Regions from separate parts of the Homo sapiens genome. Here region 1 is linked to region 2. The links are chromatin loops, found by intact Hi-C in ENCODE. Cell type or tissue: PC-9. All regions are shown on one strand.

What was found. Peaks named below come from ENCODE experiments on the same cell type or tissue, not always from the same donor. Only the 100,000 strongest peaks of a DNase experiment are listed, where the experiment ranks them.
Region 1: a loop joins it to region 2, with 6 times the contacts of the local background. A loop is called at or near these places in 2 of 110 quality-filtered maps.

Annotation. Positions count from the first base shown.
Region 1 is chr3:154,970,674-154,973,173 of GRCh38, reverse strand. No RefSeq gene overlaps it. Among named protein-coding and RNA genes, the nearest start is that of MME, 110 kb to the left of the region's middle. In PC-9, no CTCF peak of the experiment used is centred here; a DNase peak (open chromatin) is centred at 1,063; H3K27ac peaks cover 1,585 bases.
Region 2 is chr3:155,268,774-155,271,273 of GRCh38, reverse strand. No RefSeq gene overlaps it. Among named protein-coding and RNA genes, the nearest start is that of STRIT1, 24 kb to the left of the region's middle. In PC-9, no CTCF peak of the experiment used is centred here; DNase peaks (open chromatin) are centred at 33, 323 and 1,013; H3K4me3 peaks cover 1,992 bases; H3K27ac peaks cover 1,704 bases.

The DNA of each region.
Region 1 (2,500 bases), 300 kb after region 2:
TTAATTCTGCAGTGGGCTTCCAACAGTGGTTCTGTTGCCAGTGATAACAAAAACCTGGGAGAGACCTTGGGCGGTAAACCACAGACTTAGTTCCCAAGAATTGAAGACCTCATATGTTCCTTGGTATGTGATCTTGTGAAATGCAGAGGTATAAAATGAAGTTTTGACTTTCAAAATTGGTCCTAGGGACTAAATTATGATGTAAGGTATTTTCCCTATATGTTTTAGTGCATACTTGTAGAAATTGGCTTCTGTTATTTTCTTGTTTACAACAAAGATCATCTTTTTGTGCCATTTCTGAATTTTGAATTTTCTTTTGGTTCTTTCTAATACCTTTTTGTTAGTGGCATGTTGTATTGAAGAGCCACTAAACTGGGAGTAAAAAAAATCTGCCTGTTTCTCTCTTGTTTTGTGAAACAAGTATATATTGTAAATATATAATTGCTGAAAAATAAGGATAATATTATATTCTACCTAACTTTTGTACACAATAGCTATTCACATTGCTCAAAAGTTGTTTTTCAATACTTACGGAAAACATTTAATTAAACAGAGTTAGCTTGACTGTATGTATTTTTTACTTTGGGGTCTAAAACTGTTCATTCCAGAGGTTCTAGGAAGATGAATTGTTTTTTTAACTGGGGAAATTAAAGACTTACTTCTTGATAGAGGATCATCAAGGAATGGATTACATTTGTATATTTCCTTTTATTTCTGGTAAATAAAAAATTATAGGAGGCCATTGTTTTGAGCTACACTCCTACACTAGACCCCAACAGATCAGACTAAAAATCAAAACGGAGTCGCTCACGCTGTGGTTCCACATTACCAAACCAAAACTGAGTGGTTATCTAACCTTTGGAGAAGCCCAAAAGGAGAGATAACAGCTTAATTTCCCAAACAGACTGGTTTCAATCTACAGGATAATGAAGTTCCCTCTGCCTTTAATCTTTAAAGGGAAGGTAACCTGAAGTAACCTGATATTAAGCAATCAGTTATTTCTCTATTGTTTCCCTGTTCCTGCCTTACAAGGGAAATAGCTTTGAAATGACCAGTCACATTTTGTTCTACATTTCTGCTTTCTTCAGTTCTTCTCCGTCTATAAAACCAAACCCTTCCACTCAGCTTATTGGAACACTTATTCTATTTTATGGAATGAAGTGTTGCCCAATTCTAAAAATGCAATAAAGCCAATTGAGATCTTTAAGATAAATTTGTTGTAGCTTTGTCTTTTGGCAGATCTAAGCATACAAGGGCTAGATTAATGCACTCATTCATTTCCTTATTTAACAAAATTGTATTGAGTGCTTTCCACATACTAGGTACTTTGCCAGGGCCCAGGGGATACAGAGGTCAATTACAAAAACAGTCCCCGTCATATTGTCTGCAGACTAGTGTAGAGATGGACAAGTTAGCTGTTGCAGTAAGAGTGCATTAGTGGAACACCTGAACCTAGATTTGGGGGTCAGGAAAGGAATTCTGAGAGGAAAGTAGAACTGAGAAATAAATAGAAATTATTCAAGCCTGTGTGTGTTGAGAAAGAGAAAGTGGCAGTGTGTGCATGTGTTTGTACTTTAAGGAAGAGAAAGAGACAAGCACAGGGAGAGAGAGAACGTGAGTACACACTAATAGCTTAAGTCTACATTTGGATTGTATTAAAATAACACCAAAAGCTGATGGAAACTCATGCCGCGATCGTCATTAGGCTCTTACAAGCTTGCTGGCCAGTTTCAAAGTTTGCTTTCTTGGAACACATAAAGATAATTTAATAAATTTTCCGTTCGGGGTAGGAGAAAGTTAATAGACTACTAAAGGGCCTAATTTACCTCCCCGGATTAGATTAATCAGACTTAAAATAGGGCATCTAAGATGCAGATGCCATGTTTAAAAGTATACTCTGTGCAATTCCAGAAGAACAAAGTTTTCCAGAAAGCATTAGTGTTTGGTCAATGTAATAAGACTAATTTCTCAAGAACCTCACACCTAGGTTTCAGGTAAAAGGAAAAAGAAAAAGTAATGATGATTCTGTTTTTCCTTCTCAGGCACATTTTTCAATGCATTAGACTGTTTGGTTTGGATGGTGCAAGGATCAAATCTATGTTGTAAGAGGAAAGCCAGATGATCTTTCAAAATGCATCTAAAATTTCTTCAGCCAACTCAAAATGAATGAGTCATGTTGACGTTATACTAGGGAGCCATGTCTTAAGCTAAATTCCTAATCCTTACATGATACTGTTTTTAATCCTTTGGCCTATTTCCCGAACTATTCAGTTGGACTCTTGTGCAGTGTCATTTCTCACACATCTCAGAGCCCAAGTGGACTTCTTGATGGAGTTGGCTTTACATGCCGTGATGCCTCCTTAGCATTTTGTAGAAAGAAATAAGATCCAATCCAGTTTCAAAACACCCTGGTTTGGGAGGATTCTGAAGTTCCCTAAGACCTTTAAAATGCTTTAATTTCAATTCAAGGATGGCAGCATGAATTAATTATTCAAAAGAC
Region 2 (2,500 bases):
TACATAGCTGCATTCCCATAGGGAGGATGCAAACTTGCCCCAGGGAGGCCTGGTTAAGCCTTCAGGTTTCTCAGGTGATGGGCAGGGCCATAGAGCTCCCAAGTGATTATGACCTTTGTCTTTGGCTACCAGGCCCGGTAGAGAAAGACCACCAGGTTGGGGCAGGGATAGGCATGCCTGAGCTCAATGTCTCCTTGGGTGGGGTTTGCTGTGGCTGCTGTGGGGGATGGGGTTTTGTTCCCAGTCCAAAGGAGTAATATTTCTAGGGGAATTAGGGCTGCCTCTGCTGAGTCATACAGGTTGCCAGGGAAGTGGGGGAAAGCTGCAGTCACAGGCCTCACTCCACTCCCACACAGCCACAGTCCTAAAGGCTGGTCTCACTCCCACCGTGCCCCACCAACAGCACCATGTCTACTTCCAGGCAGCTGGTGACCAGGGCTGAGAACTTGCCCTAGACCACGAGCCTCCCTGCTGAGAAAGCAAGCTGACTTACAGTTTTTCGGTGTCTCGGGGAGCCTGCCATGGTGATCCAGTTCTTTCAAAGAGTCTGTGGATTCTCTTGGCTTTCCTGATATGCTCCTGCGGTAGTTCTTGGAGCAAAAGTTCACAATGTGAGTCTCCACACGCTGCTCTGCCTGTCCAAGTGAAAGCTGCAAGCTAGTCCTGCCTCCTATCTGCCATCTTCACGTTTTTTTTTTCTATAACATTGTTTTTAAGCAGCAATAGAAATAAATTTTTCTATAAGCATTTTATTTCCATTTTTCTACATCTCACCTAATTATTTTCTCAGAGAACAAAGAAAGCTTAGTACGGTGAAAAGAACAAAAGTTTTGGAAGTCAGATTGCTTTCTCCTAACTTGGAAGTCCTTGGAGTAGTTAATTAATCTCTCTAACCTTAGTTTTTTCAACTATAACACGGGAATAATAATATTGTCATGGCATTGTAGATTGCAGTGTTTTCTAAACCTGCCTAATCTGAATCAAAGGAGTCATTTGTTAAAAATGCAGATTATCCAGTTCCTCTGCAAATTCATTTCAGTATGTCTTAAAAGGGCCTATTACAAGAAAAACCAGTTCCCCAGGTGACTTATTATTATCACAGAAATTTGAAAAACACACATATAATGCATATGCACGTGTAAGCATTAATTTCCGATACAGATAGACAATGATCCATGGCAGCTTGTGTTGGTAAGTCCTAACCACTTTTCTGTTTATCGCTGCAAGAAAAAATTAGCAGTTTATTGCATTGCATAATATTACATTGTATTTTGTAATTACACAAAGTATAATGAAAATATATAATATTAATTTGTCACTAATTGTATTAGTCTGTTTTCACACTGCTATAAAGATACTACTGAGACTAGGTAATTTATGATGAAAAGAGGTTTAATTGACTCACAGTTTTGCATGGCCAGGGAGGCCTCAGGAAACTTACAATTATGGCAGAAGGCAAAGGGGAAGCAAGGCACATCTTCACAAGTTGGCAGGAGAGACAGAGAGAGAGTGGAGGGGAAACTGCCACTTTTAAACCATCGGATCTGATGAGAACTCCTTCACTATCAGGAGAACAGCATGGGAGAACCACCCCATGATCCAGTCATCTCCCACCAGGTCCCTCCCTTGACACACGGGGATTACAATTCCAGATCAGATTTGGGTGGGGATACAGAGCCAAACCATATCACTAATGCTTTCATGTATGTGATTCATATTTTGCCCATTCCATTTAAAGCTTTTTATAGGTGAATTCATTTTTCATCTTCCTGACTTACAGAATATGGTTCAAAATAGGCAACTAATAAATATGCATCAAATGTATGATTAATTCACTTTCCCCTTATGATATTCTTGAATACATTATGTCAATGTTTTAACTTTAGACTCTAAAGATGTTGTTGTGGGCAATTAAAATTGGATCGGATATCTCAAATAAACGATTAGTAGTCTGCAAACAATAGGTTCAGGTAGGTAACGGCACATAGATTTCACCAGGCATAGATTCTTGCATGTTTTTAAGTTTCCAGAATCTTTAGCTTACATTCTGTCAAACTGCACATATAAATATTTGAGAAGGTGATTATAGTGAGTTGACTGTTTCTCAAACTTTTTTTTTGTTTCATTGATGCCTATGGTTAAAAATATACCAGATGTCAGAGCTGAGAAAGATTACTCTTTGTGTATCCTGTATTAGAATATGAAATATAAAGACCTCTTGAAGAAAGTTTTGTATTTCTCTCTGTGCCTGGAGAAAGAGATAAATTGCAATGAATTTTGAAATGTCTAATGAATTGCCTCATGAGCTACCAAGCCTGGTAGAGCACAGAAAACTCCCTAGAGGACAAAATCCTAGAGGAGAGATTCCCATGCATAAACAGAAGTAACATATTCAAGTAAAATATATTTATAGATCTTATAAAATAAATTTCTCTTTTATTTTGCAAAGACATTTTCTATTTATATGTACTCAAAACCCTTATTTTTGCTTATTGTAGTT